Regions from separate parts of the Mus musculus genome. Here region 2 is linked to region 1. A link is a loop called in an ENCODE intact Hi-C map of the cell type or tissue named here. Cell type or tissue: left cerebral cortex. All regions are shown on one strand. Links, peaks and the distances in the headings refer to the core of each region. The heading gives the core; the rest is flanking DNA.

The links. Hi-C counts contacts between places; a loop is a spot of excess contacts. Peaks named below come from ENCODE experiments on the same cell type or tissue, not always from the same donor. Only the 100,000 strongest peaks of a DNase experiment are listed, where the experiment ranks them.
Region 2: a loop joins it to region 1, with 2.0 times the contacts of the local background. A loop is called at or near these places in 2 of 42 quality-filtered maps.

What each region holds. Positions count from the first base shown.
Region 1 is chr10:82,856,770-82,862,615 of GRCm38, forward strand. It overlaps Txnrd1 (thioredoxin reductase 1), which reads left to right and starts at 2,437. Exons shown (of 15, transcript NM_001042513.1): 1 at 2,437-2,531; 2 at 3,755-3,861. It overlaps Gm38560 (predicted gene, 38560), which reads right to left and starts at 2,239. Exons shown (of 4, transcript NR_156010.1): 1 at 2,188-2,239; 2 at 353-488. In left cerebral cortex, for the core only: CTCF peaks have their summits at 2,996 and 3,764; DNase peaks (open chromatin) are centred at 1,841, 2,353, 2,994 and 3,739; H3K4me3 peaks cover 2,745 bases; H3K27ac peaks cover 1,971 bases.
Region 2 is chr10:82,636,798-82,642,643 of GRCm38, forward strand. It overlaps Tdg (thymine DNA glycosylase), which reads left to right. Exons shown (of 10, transcript NM_172552.4): 2 at 1,904-2,079; 3 at 4,519-4,760; 4 at 5,224-5,293. Among named protein-coding and RNA genes, the nearest start is that of Tdg, 9.9 kb to the left of the region's middle. In left cerebral cortex, for the core only: a CTCF peak has its summit at 2,695 (motif pointing right); DNase peaks (open chromatin) are centred at 2,475, 4,038 and 4,430; H3K27ac peaks cover 1,528 bases.

The DNA.
Region 1 (5,846 bases), core at 280-5,279:
GTTCCAGGACAGCCAGGGCTACACAGAGAAACCCTGTTTTTTTTTTTTTTTTTTTTTGTTTGTTTGATTTATTTATTTATTTATTTATTTATTTGGGCGTCAGATCTCGTTACGGATGGTTGTGAGCCACCATGTGGTTGCTGGGATTTGAACTCCAGACCTTCGGAAGAGCAGTCGGGTGCTCTTACCCACTGAGCCATCTCACCAGCCCGAGAAACCCTGTTTTGACAAAACAAAACAAACAAACCTCTCCAAACAAGGGTGGGTCTTACCTTGTCTGGACCATTGAGAAACGTAGCCTTGATCTCAAGGGGCCCTAGAGAGATGAAGGTGTGAGCAGTGATTATTGTACCTGAGTGCGCTCTCTCTAGGTGGGGTGTTTTATACTGCTGTTGATGCAGTAGGGCCCCCGATCATCTATCTCAGCTGAGATGACAGTTCAGAAACAGAAGGATTTCGCATTGTTTTCTGGGCTATGATACCGCATTCTGGAGAGACAAGAAATCAAACACGGGGTTGCTTTACAAACGTTTGGATAGATTTAGAAGATGTGCAGTTATTTATTAGTAGGTACTTGGGGACCACAGAGAGCAAGGGACAGTTAATCCTCCGTGGGAACCCCACCCAGAGGAGGTGACTTTTCAAATGAATATTGACAGACTAGACATTGGTTTTCAAGGAAGAAAGATAAGAACGTGCACAGTCAAAGCCGTTTAAGGTGTTTGAGTAGACAATGAGCAGTCCTTGAGCTATGGGGAAAGGTAAGGAGGAACTGCTTTTAAACTGGACCAGGGTAGAGCTCTCTGCATCTCCTCACAACAGGGAAGCTGTTTTAGCCACTTGTGCTATAGTCTGCTTATCTTAAGAGCAGTGGGGAGTTGCAGTGGCATATGTAGTCTTTTCTAATAAGCTGTTAGAAAAAAAAATCTCAACTGGGGCTGGAGAGGTGGCTCAGTGGTTAAGAGCACTGACTGCTCTCCCAGAGGTCCTGAGTTCAATTCCCAGTAACCACATGTTGGCTCACAACCATCTGTAATGTCTGAAGACAGTGACAGTGTACTCAAATACATAAAATAAATAAATCTTTAAAAAAAGAAAAAGTAACATCTCAACTGTGATCCCTCTCTGACCAGTCCATGTAAGACACTTTCAGGGTCAAGCTATTAGAATCCTATAATCACAGCATTAGTACATTATTGTAACTTAGTGATAGAAGAGCCTCTCTCTACCCTGTCGTACTCTTGAAACAAGTTGCACTGTCTGTATTTTTAAGAAGGGGGTGTTCATGACCTTCCTTTACAGACTGTCCCAATGTGCAGTGCCTGAAATACGGCAAACAGAGCTTGGCTGGGGAGCCAGGGGTAATCAGATTTGCCATCCCTTGGTCCTTAACTACGTTTGCCCTGAACACTTTGGAGCTAGACACTTTGTAGCCAGTCCTGACACTTGCGTATCAGGGGCTGCTCCGGTTCAAGCACTGCTTGTACACACACAAGAAATGAGCAGCGGGCAGTGTGGGCTAAGTATCTGGTCAGCCTGGCAGCCTGTGTGTCCGTTTATGCAAGTTTCTTACTGTCACCTTGGAAGAGCCTAGAAGGAAAGTGGGGAGGCCAGTTCTCAGAAGGCGTGGCTTCAGGCTGGCAACCTTCTCACCTAGTTTTTTTTTTTTTTTTTTTTCCATAGTGGGTCAGACAATTCATTCATTCATTCACCAAGCATTCTTAGTAGCCTAGAGGCAGGAGGCATGAAAGGACAAGGCCTTCTTTGGTCGATGCTGGTGGTGGTGTGCCAAGTGTTTTCCTTAAGGTGAACCCCCAAGCCCGATTGGGACGAGGAGGAAGTATTGTAAGGGGAACTAGTCATTTCTTCTCAGGGTAACTCAGGATGAAGTAGGCATAGCTTTAAAAAACCAGGGAACTTCCTTAAGAGAATCACCAGACTTGACTAATCCATTACCTTAGGTCACTGCCGCCTTTGCAGTCAATTAGATTAACTTTTGGATTTTTTTTTTTTTTTTTTTTAAGAAAACAACTATTTGGCAGGGTCACAGCCAGTGCCAGGGGCATCAGATCGTCTGTATGGGTGCCGGGCGTCAATATTTTTAAAATTCCTCATGTGACTAACGCAAGCTTGTGTAGATAGCAGCGCCTTAGGGCTGAGCCCGGGTTACTCACTCCACACTCTTACTCGATTCTGGTTCCCAACATTCTTTGAATAGCAGCCGCGGCCTTTGGGTCGGGGGGCGGTTCCGAGCAGCGAGGATGTTGTACGGTCCAATTAGGAGCTCTCACTTTGCGGGGACAACCGGGACAGGTTGCCGGGGCTGCGCGGGGACTGGATTTTTGCTTTGTCATTCTGACACGGGCAGTTCGCCCGCCTACTAAGAGCAGGGCGTGGCTTCCCGGAGCCACTAGGAACCCGCAGCTCTTTATCCTCAGTTTGCTTCCGTCAGGCCTCGCGTCCACGCGGGAGGTGCGGGACGCCGACACCGCGGGGCGAGAAGAGCTGGTGGTTTCACCTTCCTTGTTCATGTAAGCTCTGTGTCAGCGTGGAGCTGACCGCTGGGGACCTGGGATGCCCGGGACGGTCGCTGGCGGGCCTGGGAGCATCGCTCCGGGGTGGTGCTTTGGAAATGTCCGGGAGGGGATCGTTTAATGTGCGACTGAGCAGGCTGGGAACAAGCTAGGGTAAGCAGAAGACAGCCCGGGTCACAAGCTTCAGGATATGAGGACTTGGGTCTGGCCCTTGTCTGCTGATGCCTGGCAACCAGAGAAAGTGGGTATTCTTTGTAGAGCAGTGATCTTGAGGTATATATAACACTGTGACGAGTAAGTATATAAATCCGTGATAACATTAAGGAGTTTCATGCCTTTACAAATGTTTCCACTTCCTAAGCCCCATGAAATTCCTTGGAATTGGCAATCGCATGTTTCCTAGTGGCTTGCCCTTCTTGACCCAGGCAGTTAAACAGGGCAGCTGGGACTACAGCACAGCCTTTCCCTAACTGAAGGAGGCGGTGCAGACTAGTACAGAGCAGAGACAATCCTGCCTGGATTGAGTCTCGCCTCCAATGTTGACCGGCAGCTCGAACTTGCCCAAGTTGGTTGACAATATGTAGCTCGGTTTCCTTTACCTATGAAATGGACATGGTAATTTGGTAATACATCTAAAAGTACATTGTGAAGACTAAATGTTTATATATATATAATGCTATAGCACTTTGTAAATATATCTCACTGTTGGTACTAGTACTGAATAACTATGCTTTTAAGTGCTGGTGTCAGTATATATGACATACTGACACTACACACACACACACACACACACACACACACACACACACACACATATTCATTCATTTAGCTGTGGGCTACATTTTCAATAGTTCCAGACTTTTCCGAGTTCATTACTTTGTGAAATAGGACCATCCTCCTCTGATGTCATCCAGAGCGGATGGATAGCGTCTTTGTGGACCTTCGTTTTGCCCGCGGTTTCAGATTCCAGGAAGCCCTGGGTGTTGCATTCACCCGGCGCAGCGATCAAAAACCAGACCACGCAGTGTTAATGTTAGGTGGCTACGAGGCTGGTGTTTTTAGCCGCCATGCAGAGCTTTTCTGAGTTCTGGGGGTCCTGGAGTCTTGCTGGCCCGGCTGCTTAAGGGTCGGAGTCCACTGGCGAGAGTGACCCAGGGCGCGTGGCGTCCCGGAAGCCCCGCCCGGAGGAAGGCTCACTGCCGCTCTGCTTTGTGCCACAGAGGGCGGCGGGGCCTTGCAGCGGCGCGGGCGAGCGGAAAGGCCGCGGGAGGCGGCGAGCCAGCGGAAGGTGCGACCGGCGGAGGGCGGCCATGGTCCAGCCCTGAAGGTAGGAGCTGCGCAGGTTCCCCGATCTCCGGCGCTGGGACACTGCAGGCTGGCGACCCACGTGCTCAGATCTCTGAACCGGGAGGAGCCAAGCCAAGCCATTTCTTCTTTTGTTCCCTTTGCTCGGGTTTTCCCTCTTACATTCTTTAGCGTCAGGGTGAATAGTATGGGGAAGTCTTGAGAAAAAAACGCGTCAGGAAATACTTACCCCTTCCTCATCAGGCCGCCCTATCACCTTCCTCTTAATTCTCAGAGGCATGGGGTACCAAGAAACACAGGCTCTGGGAAACAACCACGAGTCCCATGGGTTGAATTTGTTTCCCGTCAGGCATTTCTTTCTCTAGCTCAGAGTTGAGTGGATATAAAAGAACCTAGATCTACCCTTCTGTGGCAAGTATGCTGGTCATCATTTTCTGGTCCGTCGGTGGAGGGGTGACAGCCTGCAGAATTGCAAAAATGTATGATGAGACACCAGGCAGTGTGTTGAAGTCGGAGGACATTGTGGAGTCGGTTCTTAACGTCCCTATGTGGATCCTGGGGATCAAACCCCAGTCGCCACACTTGTTTGCAAGCACCTTCCCTCAGTGAGCCATCTCGCCAGCCCCTCTGTGATTTTTCAGAAGTAAAAGATACAGGAACATTTGCTTTCTTAGTAAACCTGAGGCCTGCTAGGTGTAAAAACACTTAGATGTATGTGTCACTAAGAAGAACATTAACAATTACTTTGTATTTTTATTTAGTCTTCTACCAGAAACATCTTTGAAGAGTGAATATAGGGACTGGAAGTAGATTTCAAAGGTGAATAGCAAATGGGTGGGAACTAATTAAGGGAGCTAAAAGGCTTTTCCTTTAGTTAAAGCACTTGCTCCCCTTAGGCCTTCAGTTTTCAAGTTAAATAACAAAGACCTGGCCGAGGTCTTGGGGGTGGGGATTCTGCCTGTGTTGTAAATGTATATTGAGAAGTTTCTCCATAACCTTAACCCCCCCCCCCATGATTTTTAACACCAGTGGGGTGGGAGTAAAAAAAAAGCCTTTATAAGCTTTGGGATGAACTTTGTTGTCCTGTTTCTCTGACTTTAGTTTCGGGGCCATGAGTGGCGTTTGTAACCTGTACTTCCTATTTGCTACATATGTAGAGCTTAAGTAAACCAGCTGTTCTGTGTCCTACTTTCTCCTGGTTTTCATGAGTGCTAAGAAAAAACTGTGGAAAGAGACAGAACAGGTGAGGCGACTGATTGGCTTGAGTCTCTTGAGCCACTTGCTAGCCACAGTGAGTCCATTATAGGAGATGAGGGAGGGAGATCTTTGGAAGGACTCAGTGGGCACAGCTGACTTTTTTTTTTTTAAAGATTTATTTATTTATTTTATATATGAGTACACTGTAGCTGTACAGATGGTTGTGAGTCTTCATGTGGTTGTTGGGAATTGAATTTTAGGACCTCTACTTCCTCCTGTCAATCCCCCTTGCTCTGGTCAGCCCCTACTCGGCCTCGCTTGCTCCGGCCCAAAAATTTATTTATTATTATACATAAGTACACTGTAGCTGACTTCAGACACACCAGAAGAGGGCGTCAGATCTCATTATGGGTGGTTGTGAGCCAACATGTGATTGCTGGGATTTGAACTCAGGACCTTCGGAAGATCAGTCAGTACTCTTACCCGCTGAGCCACCTCGCCAGCACCCACAGCTAACTTCTTAAGGGGGGGAGTTTGAATAAATGTTTCCTCTCCCTCTTTTTTCTCTCACTTTTTTTGGTGCAAGTGCCAGGATTGAACAGGGCTGTAAACATTCTAGGTAAGTGTTCTAACACAGAGGTATATCAGCCTTCAGTGGGTAATGCTGGGAGTGGAACCCAGGTCCTCAAACATATTTGTAGGTAGTCCTTTTTTTTTTTCTTGTTCTTCCTCTTCCTCCTACTCCTCCTCTTTTTTGGAAGCAGTCTCCCTATGTAGACCCTATGTGGCTTTGAATTTGCTATGGAGCCT
Region 2 (5,846 bases), core at 331-5,330, 220 kb before region 1:
GTAGACCAGGCTGGCCTGAACTCAGAGATTTCACCTGCCTAGGTGCTGGGTGTGCCACTGCTGGCCAGCAGTTGTTACCTTTTGACTTGGCCATTTTACTGAGATAACTCTTATTACAGAAGTGGCTTGTTTGATCTTTGCTTTTCTATTTATGTGTGTTTGAGTGTATAGGGGAGTGGGTTCATCATCTCTATCAAAGTGCACAGAGTCCAGAAGAGGGTGTCCAGTCCCTGGGAGCAGGAGTCACAGGAGATTAAGAGCTGCCTGGTGTGGGTGCTGGAAACTGAACCTGGATCCTCTCCAAGCAGTGAGTTCTCTGAGCCACTGTGCCATCTCTCCAGGTCTGACCTACAAAACACACACACACACACAGAGAGAGAGAGAAAGAGAGAGAGAGAGAGAGAGAGAGAGCGCTGCTAAGTAGAGTAACTTGCCATGGGAAGCATGACTTCTCTCTCCAAGAAGTAAATTCCTTCTCACTTTACTTCTGAATACATTCTACATGTATTGTCATGTCATTTGATGCTGTAGTGTATCCTGCTGTAGTATATTCTGCTGTAGTGTATCCAGCTGTAGTAGACACTGCTGTAGTGTATCCTGCTGTAGTAGACACTGCTGTAGTGTATCCTGTTGTAGAGTATCCTGCTGTAGTATATTCTGCTGTAGTGTATCCAGCTGTAGTAGACACTGCTGTAGTAGACACTGCTGTAGTGTATCCTGTTGTAGAGTATCCTGCTGTAGTAGACACTGCTGTAGAGTATCCTGCTGTAGTGTATCCCCCTGTAGAGTATCCTGCTGTAGTAGACACTGCTGTAGAGTATCCTGCTGTAGTGTACTGCTGTAGTAAACACTGCTGTAATGTATCCTGCTATAGTAGACACTACTGTAGTGTCCTATGTCTGTGTTCCTTGCTTTTGTGCTGAGAGAAGCAGCTTGAAACATTGCTTTTAGGCCACTTTAGAAAGGCTTTTGGAAATTGCTTCCTTTGAAGGCTTAGGGTTTAGAGTGGATTTACGTTGATTGATTGCTTTCTGTGTTTTGAGTCAGGGTCTCTCTGTAGCTGGGCTGGAATTATAGGTGTGCCTCACCATGCCAGCAAGACCTGCATGCTTTGCTTTTAATGGAGTCATGCTCAGAAGAGAATTTTGTTTGTTTTGTAGGTTGAACAGATATTTACAAAATAATCCAGTTCTTCTGTCTATAAAGTAGTAAGCAACAAAACAACTAAGACAAAGGGCTAACAATAACAAAAAAGCCAAATTTAATGAATATATTTTTTAAAGAATCACACAAAGAAACCAAAGAAAACCTAAGTTACACTATTCGGATGGGGAAATTCTTGTGCCAAGATGGGATTAGTGCATGTGGGGATTTATTTATTTACTTATTTATTTCACATATGTGAGTCCACTGTAGCTGTCTTCAGACACACCAGAAGAGGGCATCAGATCCCATTACTGATGGTTGTGAGCCACCGTGTGGTTGCTGGGAATTGAACTCAGGACCTCTGGAAGAGCAGTCAGTGCTCTTAACCACTGAGCCATCTCTCCAATCCATGATTTTTTAAATTCATATGGATTGATAGTCCTCCAAGACTATCAACTTGAAAGTTCCTGTGATCTCATCTCAGAGAAAGTACAGGCAAGTTGTGGTGGTGGCATGTTAAGAGTTAAAGTGTGTGTGTGTGTGTGTGTGTGTGTGTGTGTGTGTGTGTGTACACTTGGTAAAGTCAGGAAAGTATTCTATTCGCAGAGGAGACTAGACCTCCCTAATCTCCTGTTACCTGAGTAATGACTATGATCTGGCTATAAACAATTTAGATTCTGAAGAGTCTTTGTCATTTAACTCACCCTTGGGTATCTTTTATTGTGGTAACATAAATTGTACCTAATTGTTCTTTCAGCTATTCTCTGGAGCAAGTTCAAGCTTTGTATTCATTTCCATTTCAACAAATGATGGCAGAAGTTCCTAACATGGCAGTCACGACTGGACAGCAGGTGCCAGCAGTAGCTCCTAACATGGCAACCGTGACAGAACAGCAGGTGCCCGAAGACGCTCCTGTCCAGGAACCTGCACCAGGTAGTTCTTACATGGTCTCCCTTGAATGTCTCCGCCTCCAGCAGAGCAATCAGTGAACACATGCTGCGCTCCTGCACACTGGGCGCTGCAGCAGGCACAGGATGAGTGACCAGAGACCTCACAGCATTGGCATTAACTTGGTCCAGGTGCTGAGGCAGCAGAGCAGTAACATAGGAGCTCCAAACGTCACCCTGTGAACAACAGGGGGTGGGGGCAGTGCCAGCTGAGTAGGAGTTGAGGCCCCAAACCCCTGAGTATCATGGAGCAGAGGAGACGGTGAGATGGGAGCAGATGAGGCAGTGAGGCTTATGTGGACCCTGAGGAGTGCACACTGCTATTCCCAGAGCAGTAGGGAGCTGTTGAGAGAGTGGGAGCCAAGGAGTGACTCACATGGATGGGCGTTTAAAAGTAGGTCTGGAGGGTCTAAGTGGGAAGATATGAGGAAGGCTAGAGGGTGTGGAGAAAGAGTTGGGAAGTACTCTAAAGGTGCACTTCCTTGCCTACAGTACATGGATTTCTTTTCTTTTTTAAGATTTATTTATTTATTTTATTTATATGAGTATATTGCAGCTGTCTTCAGACACACCAGAAGAGGGCATCAGATCCCGTTATTGGTGGTTGTGAGCCACCATGTGGTTGCTGGGAAGAACAAGCCAGTGTTCTTAACTGCTAAGCCATCTCTCCAGCTCGATGTATTTCACGTAGATGCTGAGAGAGAAAGAGAAAGCGAAAAGTACCAGTTGTAGTCCCTTCCATTATTATAATGACGGACTTGATGCTGAGTAACATTTTTCTTTTGGAGTAAGATTTTTTTTAAAAAAGGTGTATGTGTGTTTGTTTATTCTGTTAATTTTTATGTGTGTGGGTGTTTTATTTGCAAGTCTGTGAACCACTTCCATGTCTGGTACCTTCTGAGACCAGAAGACAGTGTGGGACCCCTTGGAACTGGAGTCGCAGAAAGTTGTGAGCTGCCAAGTGATGCCAGGAATCAAAACAGGTCCTCTGTGAGAGCAGCCAGTGCCATGTCTCTAGCCCCGAGAAGGGGTTTTGTTCACAGTTCTGAAGGTTTAGGGGCATGGCCTCACTATTTGCTCCGCCCTAAGAAAGGTCTCATGGTGGATGGTACCACAGTGGCAGAGGTTCATGTGAGAGAATCACATCACCAGACAGGAAGTCACAGAGACCGGGAGCTGATATTCCCTTCTAAGGGCATTTCCCCGGTTAACCTAAGGACCCCATACTTGGCTTCACCTCTTAACAGTTCCACATCTCCCAACAAAGCTACTGTGGGACTAAGCATCAAACATAGGAACCTTTGGTGGGCAGACTCAAACATTATCCAAAGCACTCATAGACTTCTGACATGCAGTTGGTTTCACGAAGTGCCTCACAGATGAGGAGTTGGAAGGGAAGTCACATAGATTGAAGTGTGTGGATAGCAGCAACAGCATTTTTATGAGGAATGTGCTCATAGTTGCCTTATAATTCCAGGGTCACCCCTAACTGGGGTTGTCTCCGCCTCTCTTCTCCTGTGTTTGCAGACAATGAGAACTAGGGATCTCCAGCTGCTAGTCTGTGGTGGTAGAACCCTGGAAAGGAGCGACTGAAGCAGCCTTCCAGGCTTGCCCGAGAAAATACATAATAGAGCCATAATAGGGCCAGAGCAAACAGGAAGGCATCCAGAGAGTCAAAGATGAGGGAACACAGGCTTCCCATTGAATAACTTTGTTTCTCAGCCAAGAGTGCTTTGTGCCTCAGGAGACACATTACCATTGTCAAGAGACACTTTGGACTGTCAGGACTGACATTGGTTGGCTAGAAATGGTGGGTGGTGGAACACACACTCTGTAATGTGCAGAGTGGGTATCAACACACATAGTTCAGCCTTTATGTCAGTCGTGTGAAGGTCCTGAGAACACAGTTACCTTTGAGCAATGCTGCCAGCCCCAAGAGAGCTTGTCTTCAGCACTTTCCAGTCACTCTGAAAATGTGGAGCAGTCTGTGCCTCATGACTTCTAAAACAAGCCATAAGCCACCTGTGTGTCTACCAGTAGGAAGTGAGTTAGAAACCTTCCCCTTTGAGGACAGAATCCGAGTATAATAGTTCAGGGTGACCTTTACCTGCCTCCTGAATGCTTGTATTAAAGATGTGGACCACCTTGTCTGGCCTTGTTCAAAAATGTGTTTACTTAACGATTTATGTACTTAGAATACCTATAAAGTAGTATATAGATCCCTGGGGAACCAAGAACCCAAGTGATGCTGTATAGAAGATCAGTCTGTGACCATCAAATGTGCCTAGGTGGGGAGAGGGATAGGAGGGGAAGCTGCAGAGGAGACAGAAATTTAAGGACATACGTGGGTGGGATCATGACTGCTGTGGAGTCGCCTGCGGTTTCTATGTTTTCTGCCACCACATTCTGGGAATCGCTGTTTCAGAAGCTCCAAAGAGAAGGAAAAGGAAACCCAGAGCAGCAGAGCCCCAGGAACCAGTGGAGCCCAAAAAACCTGCTACGTCGAAGAAATCCGGCAAGTCTACAAAATCAAAGGAAAAGCAGGAGAAAATCACAGACGCGTTTAAAGTGAAAAGGAAAGTGGACCGCTTCAACGGCGTCTCTGAAGCTGAGCTTCTGACCAAGACTCTTCCTGACATTTTGACCTTCAATCTGGATATTGTGATCGTAAGGCTTTTCCTCCTTGTTTGACGACAGATAGCCCAGAGGATTAGCCTTACTTGGCAGGGGTTCTTACAAATGGCACTCTTCTGAAAAGAGGGGTTTGGTTTGTTTTAGGGTTTTTCGAGACAGGGTTTCTCTGTAGCCATGGCTGTCCTAAAACTCGCTCTGTAGACCAGGCTGGCCTCAAACTTAGCGATCCGACTGCCTCTGCCTCCCGAGTACTGGGATTAAAGGCTGCACTACCACTGCCTGGCTGTTTTCTTTTCTTGAGTTTCCTTTCCCTTTTTGGTAGAGAACTTTTTTTTTTTTTTTAAGGAAAAACACAAAATAATTTAGTATAATACATAATAGGGGTGGTGGGGTAGTAACAGAACAGCCTGCCATTTATATGAATGTTGCATATGGAATAATGGAATGTTTGTCTGAGTTTTTAAAAACAAAAGTGTTCAATTACTTTGTTTTCTAGATTGGCATTAACCCGGGATTAATGGCTGCTTACAAAGGACATCACTACCCTGGGCCTGGAAATCACTTCTGTAAGTGTCAACTTTTTCAAAGTCACTTTGAGTGAGGTAGTTTTATTAGTAGGATTAATGGGCTGACTTTACATTGACAAGAATTATGAATAAGCTACACGTGTTGCATGTTTCTCTGAGTGTGGACATGAAGGGTCTATCACTGCGAGTTGGTATTAGCGTTGGTAATAGCGGAGTAAGCATGGAAGAGTACTTCCTGGAGGTTGTGGAGCTGGGTATCAGAGCCGACTCTGAGGATGCTCAGCATGTATTCTGCAGCTGGGCAACCTCTGTGCTTGCTCAAGGGTTTCAAGGTTTTCTTCTTTTGTGAGGTGCTGGGGTGTTTTGAGACAGAGTCTCTCTAGTCCTGGCTATTCAGTAACCAGGCTGGCTTGAACTTAGAGACACCTGCCTGCCTTTGCCTCCCAAGTGCTAGGATTAAAGACATGTGGCCTTAATTTTTTTTTTTGAGTGTGTGTGTGTGTATGTGTGTGTGTGTGTATGTGTGTGTGTGTGTGTATGTGTGTGTGTGTATGTGTGTGTATGTGTGTGTGTGTGTATGTATGTGTGTATG